Linked DNA regions of Homo sapiens: region 2 is linked to region 1. A link is a loop called in an ENCODE intact Hi-C map of the cell type or tissue named here. Cell type or tissue: heart left ventricle. All regions are shown on one strand.

Region 1 (8,000 bases):
GGGCATGGGGTACCCAAAGCTGCAGTTCCCCGTGCCCCAGCACCACTTGGATCTATGCGTGATCACACTGAACTCACTCTATCTTAATCGTCAAGGTGGTGGCTGGCCACAGACTATTAAAAAGACATAAAATGATCGAGCAGTTTTACTTCTGATTATATACCCCAAAACTTAAAAGCAGGGACTCAAACAGATATTTATGCATTCATATTCATAGTAGCATTGTTCAACAGCCAAGAGGTGGAGCAACTCAAGGGTCCATCAATGGATGAATGGATAAAACTATTCCATACAATGGAATATTTTCAGCATTGAAGAGAAAAGAAATTCTGACATGCGCTACACCCTGAATAAACTCTGAGGATATTATGCTAAGTGAACTAAGGAACTAAGCCAGTAACCAAAAGACAAATACCCTATGATTCCACTTATATAAGGCACCTAGAATAGTCAAGTTCATAGAGACAGAATGTAGTATCGTGGTTGCCAGGGGCTGGGGGAGGGAATATAGGGGTTAGTGTTTAATGGGTGCAGAGTTTCTGTTGGGAAAGATGAAAAAGTTCTGGTGGTGGTGATGGTTGCACAACAATGTGAATGTACTTAATGTCACTGAACAGTGAATTTAAAAAATGGTTACAATGGTAAATTTCGTGTTATGCATATGTTGCCACAATTTAGAAGACATCAAAGAAGGGAATTTCTAGAATAAGCTACAGTCTCCATTGCTGGGGTTGTCTCAGGTTGTAACTGACATTTGTCTCTCCCTTTTCCACATTTGCTGCTTGCATTGGCCTCATCTCTTCTGTCTGAGTCTGGTCTTTGATTCCATTTCTCTTTGTAGGCTGTGGTTACTGTAATTGCCTCTCCCCTGTGGCCACAGGGCAGAGAGGCACCAAGAGGTACCTCAGGACTCCCTGCCTGACCTCAGATATTCTTCTCCTCCCTGCTGTGCTTTTAAGCAGAAATTCTAGACCAAGCTATCATCATCATCGCAGCCTTTTGCCATCATTTGCCAGTAGGAGAGCTCTCTTCTTTATTTGCTGTAAATTCCTTTCAGGGTCATGCCAGCTAGCCATTTCAAGCCAAGTGTTTGCATTTTCTGATCTCACTCAAAGATCATGTGAGCAAGAAGTCAGGGAAAGCTCTGTATCTAAAACAAGTCTCAATTCTTCAGTTTCTCACTCCATGGGATCCTTGGATTCGGAAGTCCTCAGCAATGGCTCAGAGATGGAAAAGGAAAAGGCGCATAGTCTATGGACTAGGAAGTACTGGGATGTTTCACATGAAGTTTGTAATTTTAAGGATATTGGGGTGGTATGGATGGTCAGGAGAAGGTGGGGCTGGGGAAGGAAAGTGAGTGTACAAACAGGAGGGTGAGGCAGTTGTAAGTTTCATACTTTTTTATTGCCTTTATCTAAAGAGTCCTTTTGGAGGCAATTCTAGAATTCGAACTTTATTTGGAAGGTTCCTTATACATACGAGATTTTGAATTACCCAGATGAATTTGTATATGGGATACAAATTACCCAGATGGGTCTATCTGGTGGGATCTTCTTGCAATTTGTGTCTATGACCATCTTGTCATATGTGCAATATTATGTCAAGAGTTCTAACACATAGAGCACTGTCCAGCAGTAGGAGTTATCCAATAAATATTTGTTGAATTAAGATGCAAAGAGCATGAGTATCACATTGTCAAGCTCAAATCTACAACCAGACCCCCCAAAAGCCACTCAACTTGCAAGAATCTTGACATCTTGACCTGGATGTGCCACAAGGAACATGTAATCACAGTTGAGTGACAAGCCAGCCCCAGATGTTCCACAGCAAGGATTGCGGAGTCTAGGCATCTCTAAAGAGCCCTGTCCTTCTGAGTCCTCATCTGCTGTGAGTTAGTCTTTCACAGAGAGCCTGCCCCCATCCTGGCTCATGAGGACACACTGATGGTCCCTCCCCTTCGCATACCGTCAGTCATTCCTCTGGCTGGAACATCCAATACGATGTTTCTTGCTCTATCTTCTCACAGGCATCTAGGTTTTAACTTGGAAATACCTTTGGGGATGCAGAGAAACTGCCTCTCTGTCTCTTGTGCCCCATTTCCTCCCACACAGAGAGAATCTATCTATTTCACTGAAAATAATGGAGTCTGACACACATTAGCTCCCACACCTTAAAATATCCGTCTTCTTTGTGTCCTTAAATAGGTACTTGTCAAAACAATATAGGTAACATTGAGAAACAGTCATTATGAAAAATTAGAGTAGAGCACTAAAATCATGGGATTCATATCCCAGCATCTCCCCTTTGACAGGTTTGGGGAATCTTTCCATCTGATGCTGTGCTGTGGTTTCAGAGAAAAACCACCACGATTTCCTGTGTGCAACTCTGTCCCGGGTTCCCCCTGCTAGCCTGTAGGTTGCCTTCACCAAGGTCCTGAAGGTCAGGAGTCTCTTTTGTGGTCTCTCTGCCCTCAACTAAATGTTCTGTAAATAATTAGAGACCTAAGTCTTGACAATAATAAAGCAGCCTTATCCCATGGGTAGAACTAATGAGCAGAGCTCGGTCTTGCTAATGATTAAGTCTGAAATGCACCAGTGGGGGAAGGGGGCCTGGAATTCTTGTCTAATATTGATATTTATGGCCCTTTGTTTTCCAGAGAACAGATGCCTTCCACTGTGTGAGCGTAAATTCAGAGCCTTCCAACTTGACATTCTCATCGACAAATTATTTAAACATGACGGCTCTTTTATAAAGAGTGTTATCTTAAAAGGAAAGGAATCAAAGGGCTGAACATGTTGAAGGTGAATTTAAAAGCCTGGTTGCTGTTGATGGTGATGGCCCAAATGGGATAAAGCTGGCTCCCATGTTAAGTGGCTGCATCCATGAATATTCATGCAACACTGTTATGAGAACACTCACACCACAGAGGGGACCTTCATGGATGAACCCCCAGAGTCAGACCCCCAGGCCCCTATCCTGGCAGCTCCTTGACGCTGGTTCCCAGCCTTAATTGTCTTGTCTTTCAGTGAGAAAATAAAAGCTGCACCTGTTTTCCTCCCTCCTTCCCTGGGGTTTTTGTGCAGATCGATAAGATCAATTCCTGGATCTTGCTGTGAGTCTCTTGAGACAAGACCTGCGATTAATATTAGCGACTGTTATTTTAAAGACCTGTCTTTTTTTTTCTTTGAGGAGCTGGCCTAATGGATACACTTTTAGCATGACCTGCCAACCTTCCTCAAAAGCAAATCGAAATCGATTTTTGGCTAAACATACATTTGATAATTTAGTATATCTTTTAAAATAATTAGAGATATCCTGGGGAGTCAAAAAAAGTAGACGTGAAGTTGGCCTGTCCCGGATTGAAACTCTGACAGCAGCCACCTCTCACCCATGCCCCCTGCACCGTTGGAAATGAGGAAAGAGGGGTGATGGTGCTTCCTTTCACAGCACCTTGTTCTGGGATCTGGGGCCAGGTGATCAGTTTCTCTGTGGCCCGAGTCTTCCACCTGAGGAGTGGGGATTATAGATTCTGACTTAGAGGAGGAAAAAATAATAGTTTTTGAAATACAATGTTATGATAGGAATACTTTATTTCACATTGACAGAGAAATATACAGTTGTCAATATATTTTCCTGTGATTGTTCCTCAAACCTTATCAAATAGTTACAGCAGTAATGTCATCTCTATTTTAGGGAGGAGAAACAAGACCCCCAGGACTTGTCAATGGCACACATGAAAGACAGAAAACACCAGAAGCCAGTCTTCAGCCTGCTGGCCCAGCCATGGCCACTGTAACGTACGGCTAAACCCCTGCCCCGATCAGCTCTCAAGGCTCTGAGCCAACTGCCTAGACCGTCTATTTGAGATCCCTGAGAGTTTCAACACAGGGCATGGCTGACCTCTCCACCGTGTCATTTCCAGTAATGCGGCCTCACTGATAGCAGAAGTTCGGAGAGCTCTTGTCAGAGAGGCCAGCTGGCACCATGTGAGTCTTACCCAGAGGGAAACCTGACAATCTTCCAGCATGCTCACCAGACTGGGGCACTGACTTTTGTCACTTGATTCTCAACTCACAGTCTCAAGATGCTGGTGCTAATGTACATTGCAGCTGACACTGGAGTTTATTTTTATAACTGCTCTTGCCTCAGAAAAAGCTCCATCCCAGTACGACTTCCAGGACAGGGATGGTCTGGATGCTGCAGTTAGGACAATGATCATCTCGTTCTCTTAGTGGTTAGGAATCCTGTGGGCTTATGGAATAAGCTCGCTGAAACAGACAGTGACATCCACGGTGACACTGACCGAATTGTGCTCCAGTGGCCTAGAGAGTGCCTATTATTTATCTCATTTCTGTTCTGCATAATAACACCAACCAAACCGCTAATGAATGAATATTATTACATGCTTTGGTAGGAACGCAAAGGCAAATTGGGCTCACTGTAGAGAATATCTTGCTCCTCATTTTGTATTAAAATGCCTAGACGCCCCTCAAGAGACCATGTCAAGGATGAAATTTATCCACTGCCTGCATTTGCTAATTTGAAAGAGTTCTGATTTCATCTGCCGGGCTTAATATAGAAATTCTTTTAACCTGAACAGATACACAGAAATGTGGAATTTATTCAATGCCATTTTCTTGATTTATGTCAGGAAATATATATGGCTATGCTGTCATCTTTTTATATATAGACATCAATATATATAAATATATAGAGTCAAGTCAGAAATTCTGAAACCACATTGCACTTAGCCCTTACAGCATAATGCTTTCCATATTCTTCACAGTTTGTTTCCCTGATCCTTTAGAGAGAGCTACTGTGTTTAAAGTGTAAACCATTTTTACAGAAAAAATGTATTACAATTCTATATGATAATTCTCAAAGTTCAGGAAAATAATCTGAAATAAACATTCTAAATTGAGGAATGAATAATAAAGACTCATCAATTGGGCTGGGAGCAGTGGCTCACGCCTGTAATCTCAGTACTTTGGGAGACCGAGGCAGGCGGATCACCTGAGGTCAGCCTGGCCAACCTGGTGAAACCCCGTCTCTACCAAAAAAATACAAAAACTAGCTGGGCATGGTGGCACATGCCTGTAATCCCAGCTACTCTGAAGGCTGAGGCAGGAGAATTGCTTGAACCTGGGAGGCAAAGGTTCCAGTGAGCTGAGATCGCCCTATTGCACTCCAGCCTAGCTGTCTCAAAAAAAAAAAAAAAAAAAAAAGAAAGACTCATCAATTGTTTTGACACGTGGTTAGACAAACAGGCTGATTTATAGTGCTTGGCCATATTCTAAGGAACCCAGTTCTGTGGGTTCTCAGGCAATGACTGGGACAGGGGCCATAAGAATAGCACAACTATTACTGCAGAATTGCGTCCCTTAAATAAGAATTTCACCAGATTCTGGGGCCCCTGAACTCTCATCCTGCAGCTGTGCCTTGTTTGCTGGATCTTCCAGCCCCAGCTTGAACTGAGACACAGGGACGGCCATCACGGGGAAGAGGGGGCAGGAGCGTGTCCTCTTCACAGCAGTGCCCATCAGTGAGTGAGCCTTGCTTTGAAACCTGTGTCTAATGCATGTCTGTTCCTGGAAAGTGGTGGTTTAGGAGCAGGTAAGCCACTCTGCTACCCCAGTCTGTTATTTATAATGGTTTGAGTGTGAAATCAGAAAGATGCTTTTGCTGTTGTTGGCATTTCTCAGATTTGGCTATAAAAATAGAAAAAAACCCTCTATTTTCTGCTATTCTGTTTACCACCACTTGGTGAGTTTTAATGAAAAACTGCAAGAAAGCACATATGTGGAAACTGGAGTTGAGCAACACAAGGTATCAAATGCAAGAAGTTCCGAGGATGGTGAAGGTATAGCCAGGCCTCAAAGCAATGCATCTTAAGATAATAATACAGCCCTTTCTATTTTAACACCAGTAGAAACTTTACAAAACCTCTCAGTGACCTTTGTTGGAATGTATTAAGGAGATCACTGGCAGTGAATTGTTTCCCTGACATATTTATGAATATGTCGTCCTCAGGAATGAACATAGCACCAGATACCCGTAAAGTTTGTGGTTCATAATAAGACAAAATTGGTGACCCCAGCCTCAGTGGCAGACAGTTTCCTATGGTTGCTGTGACAAATTCTCACAAGCTGGGTGGCTTAAACAATGCAAATTCACTATTTTACAGTTCTAGAGAAAAGAAGTAGGAATTGGGTCTTATTGGGATGAAGTGAAGGCTCTGGCGGTGCTATGTTTCTTCTAGAGGCTCTTAGGGAGTGCACTAGATTGAATCATGCCTCTTCCAAATTTATGTCAACCTGGAATCTCAGATGTAATTAGGGAAGTTAAGATGCAGCCACAGTGGATTAGAGTGAGCCATAATTCAATGACTGATGTCTTTATAAGAAGATAAAACAGAGAAACAGAGATGCAGATAGACTCAGGGAGGAGGTCACGGGACAAGGAAGCCAGAGGTTAGAGAGATGCGTCTACAAGTCTAGGAGCATCAAGAATCACCAGCAACCACCAAATGCCAGAAGAGGCAAGAAAGCGCCATCCCCTAGAGTCTGTCAAGATAGGAGGGCCCTGCTGTCACCTTGACTGTGGTCTTCTGGCCTCCAGAACTATAAGAAGATTAATTTCTGTTGCTTTAAGCTGCCATGTTTGTGGTAAGTGGTTGTGACGGTCCCTAGGAAAGGAACACAGGGAGAATGTAGTCCTTGCCATTTCTAGCTCCTAGAGGCTTCTGCCTTCCATGGTTCCCGGTCGCCTCTGCCACCTTCACAATCAGTGGTGATGGCTGAGTCCTTCTCACAGCACATGTCTCTGACCTGCGTCTGTCATCATATCTACCTCTGACCAGAACCAGGAAAAGTTGGACTCATGTAACTAGATTGAGCCCACCTGACTAATTCAGGATAATCTCCCCATCTCAAGGCCGTAACCTTAATCCCACCTACAAAATCCCTTTTGCACACAAGGTGACATGCTTACAGCTGCCAGGGATTAGATCATGGACACCTTCATAGGGGCGGAGGGGATTATTCTGTCTACCACAGATGGCAGGACATAATATACTGTATTAAAGTCAAAACAGTGAATAATATGATTTAAGAAAGGCTAAAACCAGTAAACAATTGACTACCTATTTTATCTAAGGATGAGTATTCGGTGGGAGGAGAACAATAAAAAGTAAAAAGTTGAATAAGGCAATTCTCCACCTTTAACAAGTCGTATTCCAATGCAGGAAATAGATATGATAAGTGAATCTTATAATAGTAATGATGTCATTTATTACTGAACTAAAAAAAAAAAAAGCACAGGGGAAGCTCTGAAACATCTCATAGCCTTTTTTATGGAAGCCCATGAGACAGGATCCCAGCAATGAATCAAGCTATCCGGAGCTCTGTGATGCTCCAAGCAGAGGTGTCTGGGCAGAGAGCAGAGAAGAGCTCATGCTGGAGATGGTTTCCTCGAGAAGACATCTTTTGAAATGGGTCTTGAGTGATGTGTGTGGCTTAAACAGAAGAGAAAATGGGATTCCAGACAGCCAGGCCAGTGTGAGCAAAGGCACTGAGGAGCAAACATTCCAGGAACACAAGAAGACCCTGTGGGACTTTAAACAGCCTTTGGCTTTATAATGAACGTGAAGCTTAATTTGCTTTGCCTACCAGTGGCCACGGAGGCCGAAGACAGCTGTTCTAAGTGGTTTTCTGTTTGTTTTTATTGACCATTGAGATGCTCAGACCATGGCAGACTGCAGTTGCTTCCCAAAACCAAATCCAGCATTTTTTCCTCTTTAGATTGTTTTTCATTTGCTTTAAAAGTAAATTAGAGGTGCACTTGGTCTCTCATGGCACCCACTCGGCCCTCTTCCAAGTGTACTTTCCTTCCTTTCATTACTGCTCTAAAGCTTTTTAATAAACTTTCACCCTGATCAAAAAAAAAAAGTAAATTAGAATTTAGAGAATGATAAAACAGCAATGTACAGCACTGATGGAGCT
Region 2 (8,000 bases), 150 kb before region 1:
ATTATAATCAGAACAATGAAAACGGCAATCCGTCATAAGAACACTTATGTGCAAATAAGGTAGGAATATTTCCATTCAAAATAATTTCTAATAGCCACCTTGAGTACTTGGTTGAAGAAAGTCCATAGAATGTTGGTGGCCATTGAAATTCAAATCTCCTTACGCATTTTCTGACAAAATGATACAGTTAAACTAGAAGAGCAAATACCGTTACCCATAATACACATCTATAGTATAATTAGGAGGTAGGAATACTCTGTGCTTCATGTACACAGCCAGATTCAGGACATGAACTTGAGCTCATCCTTGAAGAAGCAATCCGGTGAGGGTGTGTAGGAAAGCAGGGAGGAGAGAGGAAGTCTAGGAAAGAAAGCCCACCCTGGGTGGGAAAATACCGAAAACTACTTTCAAAGAAGTAAGGGGACAGAATTCAGACCTGATTGCGAAGAAAAAAGGAAAGCAAGAGGTGAAATCAAGGTCTTACAGAAACACAAGAGAAGCACTACAACATTAGCAGCACCACGCCTCCCTGTAGCAAGAAATAAATAGATAGACAGACAGACAGATGATAGATAGCATCTGACTATACCAACAGAAGAGTGTGTGCTTGAATTACATCTAAACACTGCATGCACGTCTGCATTCAGCTGTTATCTCTGATCTGGTACCAACAACAACAAGAACAACAACAACAAGCATTTAAAAATGACTGAGTAAAAGAGAGAAAAAAGCTTACAAAATAAAGAAGAGAGCATAGGAGAAGTGAACATAGTAAAAATGTTTATCAAATATATAATTGAGATTCCCCGAAGAAGAGCAGGCCATGAATAGGGCAGAGAAGCATTATCTGAAAAGATCCAGGCAAAAATTTTTCTAAAGCTGATGTAACACATTAATCAACAGATTCAATTATCTGCACAAAAACACACACACAAAAAAAAACAAGAAAAAATAATGAGATAAACCAATGCCTCCTCCCAGTTTAAAAAAAAAAAAAAGGAAAGAGAAAGAGAGAGGGAGAGAGATTGTCTCTAACTATACCAATAGAAAAAAAAAACAATCAAAACAAACATCTAGATATAACATCATCGAAAAAAAAAAAGAAAAAATATAGCATATAACAAACAACCAAAGGGGGAAAAAAGAAAAAAAAACAAAAAACGTTACTTTCAAAAGCGCAACAGTAAAGCTGATTTTTAACAGGGATAATTGAAGCAAGAAATAATGGAATAACAACTTTACCTTTAAATAGATTAAAGAAGATTATTCCTAATCTAGATTTATAGACCAAGTGATCACACCCTTCAACAACAAAGCAAAATAAATATATGTTCAGAAAAGCAAAAATGAAGAGAAATAATTACCAGAAGATCCTCCCTAAAAGACATCCCTTTGAGTTGAGGTCTCGCTCTGTTGCCCAGGCTGGAGTGCAGTGGTGCAACATGGCTCACTGCAGCCTCGACCTCAAACTCCTGGGCTCAAGTGATCCTCCCACTTCAGCCTCTTGAGTAGCTGGGACAACAGGCTAAAGAAAATTCTAAAGGAAATTCTTCATAGAGAAGAATGCTGATCACAGATGGAAGCCTGGAAGTAGAGAAAGAAATGCAGAAGAATGGAAAGGGTGAATTATATGAGTAAATAATGTGAAAGGAAAATAAATCTTAGGACCCCCAAATAACTAAGCTGAAAGGAATAGTCAAGCTGGGAACTGATTTTGATTAAGTAATAGGAAGTCAGCGTCTAAATTAAATGAGTAGAGATCATCATGAAGTTCTTCCTGAGGGAGAAAATAATGTTAATAAACACGGAACAGCCCAGCACTCATAAGGAAACATGAGCTTAGCAACTTTGGTGGAAATATGACCTCAGAGAGTGGTAGAGCAATCTCCAGGCTTGATTATAAAAACAAGAGGTTGATTCAAGAACCAGAAATATAAAGTGCAAACATTCAAAGCCAATGTGGAAACGGACAGAGAACAAAACCTTAAGATGGAGAAAGGAACTATAGTTTTTGATCTCATAGGGAACAATTTCATCTGAGTGACACCTCATTGGCCTAAAGGAAATATGGAAGGGTTTATTTGGTTTTTAGAATCCAAAACCCTGGCTCACAAAAACTATACATCTTTGTGCACATTTCTTCACCTGTCTGGGTCTCTATGAGATGTGCATGAGACAATGTGAACTTTAATTTAATTAATTTTCACATTGTCTCATGCACATCTACATGGCACATAACCTTGAGAATGCTCTCAGTAATTAGACACCAGTATTATTAGATATGGCATAAGACCAGAGAGAATGAGCATATTATCATCTGGCTTTCTGTGCCCAGAGTTTTGTGTGGTTTCCCTCAGCAGGAGCTACTGACTTGTAAATTGTCTTTTCTGTGGGTGGAGGTGTGAATATGTGCTCCAGTTGGAAAAATCAGGGCACAGAGTTGATATGGCACCTCCCCAGGGTTTCTTTCTAATGCTCCTTCTCTCCAAAGGTGACAGACTGTGTGGCACTGAGGACAGAGAACAGAATGTGGATGACACGTGGCCCCTTCTGGATGATGAGGATACACTCATTCCCGCTCTGCTATCCCAGCCTCCTGACCCACTCGGAGTCACCCTTTCCATAGGGAAGGAGTTTTCTAGTAATTAACCATATTAATTACTTCCTCCCCGCATTGACATATCTTCCTCCCCGCAAACTCCCAAACAGCTGGATAGTCTAATAATCAACTCCTTTCCTTGTGGCACCTCCAGATTTTCTGTATAATAGAGGCTTGTCTTGGTGGAAGGGTAGGAGAGAGGATAAGAGACCTTGTGAAGCTGTGAGCGTAATGTTTTTACCTAGATTTTGTGCTTATTATGATCGCCTGTGAACATCGAGGGGACTGTGTGGGCTAAAGTCCTCTTCTGCTTCTCTCTGTTCTTATTGCCCTTAGTTTTGGTGTAGAGCATGGGACAAGCACATGACAGGGAAGACCAAGCCCAATCAGCCTTTTTCCAGAACACAACCCTTTTGGAGAGTTATTTGCTGCATCCTGGTACTGTTTTTCTTCAGGCAAACCACGCTCGATCTTATGCAAATGGCTTCCCATTAAGATGGATAAAAATGGGCTCAGCTCCCCCTAGGTTCCAAGAGATGAGCACCATGGCTCATCTGTTAGGGCTGGAAAACAGAGCAGACAGGGCAAGAATGGGGAATGGGCGCCTGCAAACATTTGGCAGCAGTGCTCGGCTCTTCTATTTTAAGTAGCACAGTCCTAAGCCATGGAAGAAACTTCTCACATAAACACTGCCTTGTTAATTCCTCCCCAAATCCCCAGGAGGAGTGTAGGTGACAAATATTGTTACCCCACGATTCCAGATGGCAGACATGATGTCAGTCACTTGGCATCTTTTGTATCTCAAAGTCACAATGCTCTTTGGGGATACAGCTGGGGACAGAATACGGGACTCTGCCTCGTTTGTGCAAAGACAGCCCATGCTTCTATTGTGGCATGCAGGGCTGTCTCCTAACTCCCTGGCCATGTGACATTTTGACCTTTTGGAATACAGATGAGAAGCTCCTAGGGTTGAGTACCAGACTTTCCTTTTTGAATCAGGTACAAAGTGAGAGGCAGCCCCTCCCTGCCAACACAAACTATAGTCTTAGTCACAGAGATTGATTTTTTAAAGATGCTTTGAGGAGACTCTATAGAAAATTGAGAGATCACAGTAAAAACCGTCAACAAATAGCCACCAAAAATTCTTCCAATATTTGACTATGGGGAGAATGGCTACCCGCCTTTCAGAATGGCTCCTGCCCCTGGAAAAGTGATGAAAATATTTATGTTTCTTTTCTTGGCAGGAGCTTCTATCACTGGGCATCTGCTAGAGAGGTTTTCTTCCCCTGTTAGTTTATCCTTGGGAGCAATAAATGTAATGAGATTATGTTAATATCTTTATTGGATAAGGAAATCTTTCTTAAAAGGCAGAAACTAAACATCTAATGAACTCTTAGAAGGAGGAAGAAATCATTCCCTATGTGTTCTCCATGTTATAATTTATTTCTCCTATTTTACAAATAATTAAAGCAGATTATGAGTAATTTGCTGTAAGATCATTCCTGGCAAAAAGGAAAGCAGGGTGCAGAGATGGTGAGATTATAATTCATTGACTCTATGAGATAAGAAGATAATCAGTCAAATTCCTACCAACAGCTGTTTATACCCACAGGCCCTCTAATTTAAGACTGGGCAAGGTTACCAAGCAAATGTTGATAATGACTTGCAGGCCTTTGGCTGAGAGCTGGGCAGTCAGTGGAGATGTGGGGCCAATGAAGTGAGAACATCTTTTCTATCTTGATAAGAGAGCGTGTCAACTGCAGTGGGTGGGAGCACAGACAGGAGTAGCCCCCGAGCTGACTCTCTGCCCTGCCCAGGCAATTGCTATTGTAAGTCCTATGCAGAAGTGCAGTCGCCCTGAGGGACAGGCCAGATGGGCACCTGTGGTGAGAAGGAATAAGAGGGTACTCCTCACTGAACATCCCAAAGATGCTATACCTAAATAGAGGTGTGGAGAGGACAGAGGTTGACCAGCAGAGGAAGAGAAGGCTTCTTTCCTGCTAACGGAGCTGAGAATGACGTTGAAGATTTTGGGGGAAGAGGAAGGCAAAGGGCACCATTGTGAATGACCTCTGTCCTGACCCAATCCAGGTGGCGTGATCATGCCAGGGTTGTGAGCGAGAGGACCAAACAGGTGCAAGGGGATTTTCAAATGCTTCCTTTGTATTGAGGATTCCTTCTGCCAGGGGCAGGAGGTGAACCCAAGGATCATTGTAAACTGAAGGGTCAGGATGCCTGTGGCAGGGCTGCCTGCCCCGCAGTAACAGAAGACCTCGCTGGGTAGACTTTGTGGGCCAGAAAGTGACTCACAAAGCCATCGATACCTGCCTTCCTGGCAGAGCTGGAAGGTTCTGTCTTCTGGTGCCAAAGCTTTTCTCTAAGGAAGGCCTCAGGGCAGCTCTTTGAAACTCATTTTATTGAGTCATTTTGATTAGGGGCATTTCCCTGTGGAATAAATAGATTTGTCCTAGGCTGTAAATCTTGCTTCTTGTTTTCTATCTTGTATTGACTGTGGATAGGTTTATCTGGTAGCCCAGGAGAAAGTGTTTTTCCACATGGAGCCAAATAACAGCCTGTATATGGAACAAATAATTTTGTGCTTTAACCAAATATACTGTCTGATATCATTGCAGTCACCTAGCAAATTTCTGGGGCCCTACAAGTAAAGGAAGCATGTGAGGACATTCAGCAGTTGCAAGCTTCCTGACAAAGTTGAAATCATCTTTCACTTGGTACCCATGTCCTCCTCTTCTCAAGCTGCCCATCACAAAGAACGACCAAGCTGGCTGTCAGCTCAGTTGCCTGAACAGTATCCAAACCATCAGAACCACCTCCACCCTCCCTTCGTCTTCCCACCATCTCACGAGAAACCAAATCTCCGTCTGTCAATTGCACTGTTTTCTCAGGGTTTTACAGGGAATCAGACCAATAGGATCTATTATAAGGAATTGGCTCACATGATTATGGAGGTTGACAAGTCCAAAGTTTGCAGAATTGATGTCTCAGTTTGAATCCTAAATCTGGTAGACAGGAAGATTTCTCTCCTACTTGGGAAAGGATCAAACTTTTATTCTATTCAGACCTTAGACTAATTGGATAAGGGCCACTCATATTATAGAGGATGATCCTCCTGACTCTATTAATTTAAGTGCTAATCTTATCCAAAAACACCCTTACAGAAACACGCAGGACAAAGTTTGAACGAATATCTGGGGAGCCATGGCTCAGTCAAGTTGAACGTAAAATTAACCATTGCACACACCTTCTTCACATCTCTCCAATTCATCCATCTCTCAATTTAGTTCTGGCAAAGTTGTCCCTTACTTGCCTGCATTGTTACAACAACCTCTTAGCTCACCTGAAGTCTTTATTCTTATTCATACCAACTTTCCCTAGACCACCCTACACCATTCTTTGAAATTCTTCAATATAGCCTACCTATCAAGTTCGGATTTCTTAACATACTCTACAAATGCTCTAAGAATGGACTGACCATGCCTCTTCTTCCTCCCCTCATTCACCCAGCCTAATCCTTCTACTGAACTCATGCTCATCACCTTCTCTGCATCCTCCGGTGTTCTCTCTTATCCATGCTTTTGAGTAAGGGTATTGTTCTATTTGACATACACTTCCCTTTCTTTATTCCCTGGCCAATATCTATTCATCCTCCAGGATTGAGCCAAGGATTATTCCTTTCTGATGAGCTTTTCTTGACCTCCTCGCAACCAGTCAGCTCTCGGTGTCCCATTTATGGACTCGATAGACTCTCTTGTGCCTTTCTGCAACTGCATACTTAGCTTTTGGCCAAGCTCAGTCTCTGTGCTACATTAGACTCTGCATGGCTCAAGGTAGGAATTACATGGCCCAGGACTCCTGCTGGTCTCTGCCACAGCCCTTGGGCACGTGGGACACACATTGCACCTGAAATTAAAAATTAGACAAAATGATGACAGAAAGTACTCAGGATCTGAAATCAGAATGTGTGGGTCTAAGGCCCAGTGCTGCTGGCAGACTGGTGAGGTGATCTTGCTCAAACAATTTCATGTTCCTGAGCCTCTGTTTCTCCTGCTGGGTGGAGATGAGCTTCACTCTCTGAAGACCCTTATGTGTGGATGGAAGGGTTTAGTGGGTCAGGAACCCTATCTGAACAACAAAAGCCAAGGAAATGCCTTGTAACAGCCACTTTTCTGCCTCGCCGATGAGGCGCAGCAGGCATGGTGGTCAAGGGCATGGGTTCTGGAGTCACCCTTCTGGGGCTCAGATGCTGGCTTGACCACTACCTGTGTGGACCCCAGGCAGGCCAATTCCTCTATGCCTCAGGTCTCGGGTCTATGACATGGTTGTGAGTGCTAATAACCACAAGGCTCACTGCAGACGCTTGCTGTGAAGTGCGGTAACACGGGAGGGTACTCAGAACAGTGCCTGGCACGGAGTAAGCCATGGTGATATTGCCTGTTGTTGTTGCTGTTACTATTACCACCTGGGTATTAAGAGCACAAACTGTGGTTCCTGGCGCTGCCATTTCCTTTCTTGTGACATGGGTGGAGTTAACCTCCCTGGGCTTCCTCATCTGTAAAGGGTGTAATGACATTGTAGTCTGAGGTCACACGCCTGGAGATGCCCTACTTTCCCACCCAGGCCCTCTGAGCTGAGTGGTGGCCAGGCAGTGGCTCACTAGGGCTATTGCTCTTTCAAAGCCCCCAGAACATGAGTAGCCTCTCCTTCAAGTCCAGGGCTCCTGACCTGAGAGACCTGCGCAGCAGGGTGGGGCACGGTAGGTGCTGATGATTTGCAGGGCTCAAAACTCAGGCCAGGCATGGAGCAGCCTCAGCAGAATAAGCCCGAGGTTGCAGTACCCAGGGCTCTCCCAGCACACAGAAGCTTCGTGTTTCCTTGTTCTGCCATCACTCATTATCTTGGGTGCAAAGGGCTCTAGAGTGCCTCCTTGACCTTGTCTGGGCAGAGTCAATGACACCACGCACGGCCTGCCCACCATCACCGCTTCCCTCCATGCTGTGTGTGTGATATCTCATTACAGCCACTCTGCCCCAAGTCCCGCTGATGGGACTTTTGGGAGTGGAAAATGCAGAGGTCAGCTTTATCTCAGACCTTTATTTCCATTTAATTACACTCCTGCTATCTTCGTGTCCACACTCAGTCTTGTTCGTAAATGAGTCTTTTCTCCCCGTTTTTGTCTCTCATCTCAAGATCTAGCTGACTTAAGCAGTTTAGTCCTAGTTTATTAACTTCTTTCATTTCTACTCATTAACTGAATATTGTTTCTCTCTTTCTTCATTATAGATTGCTCCACCCCCTATCATTAATGCTTCCCACCTCACAATGGGTCACACACGTAGGGAGGGATCGATAAGCCATGATTAGTATTATTATTCACACAGAA

What was found. A loop is a pair of places that touch in the nucleus more often than their neighbours do. Peaks named below come from ENCODE experiments on the same cell type or tissue, not always from the same donor. Only the 100,000 strongest peaks of a DNase experiment are listed, where the experiment ranks them.
Region 2: it touches region 1 in a loop (1.8-fold over the local background); 3 of 110 quality-filtered maps call a loop at or near these places.

The regions. Positions count from the first base shown.
Region 1 is chr5:5,791,345-5,799,344 of GRCh38, forward strand. It overlaps LOC105374636 (a long non-coding RNA gene), which reads left to right. Exons shown (of 3, transcript XR_925733.4): 2 at 2,657-2,801; 3 at 3,694-4,929. Among named protein-coding and RNA genes, the nearest start is that of ICE1, 370 kb to the left of the region's middle. In heart left ventricle, no CTCF peak of the experiment used is centred here; a DNase peak (open chromatin) is centred at 3,867; H3K27ac peaks cover 991 bases.
Region 2 is chr5:5,641,199-5,649,198 of GRCh38, forward strand. No RefSeq gene overlaps it. Among named protein-coding and RNA genes, the nearest start is that of ICE1, 220 kb to the left of the region's middle. In heart left ventricle, no CTCF peak of the experiment used is centred here; no DNase peak of the experiment used is centred here.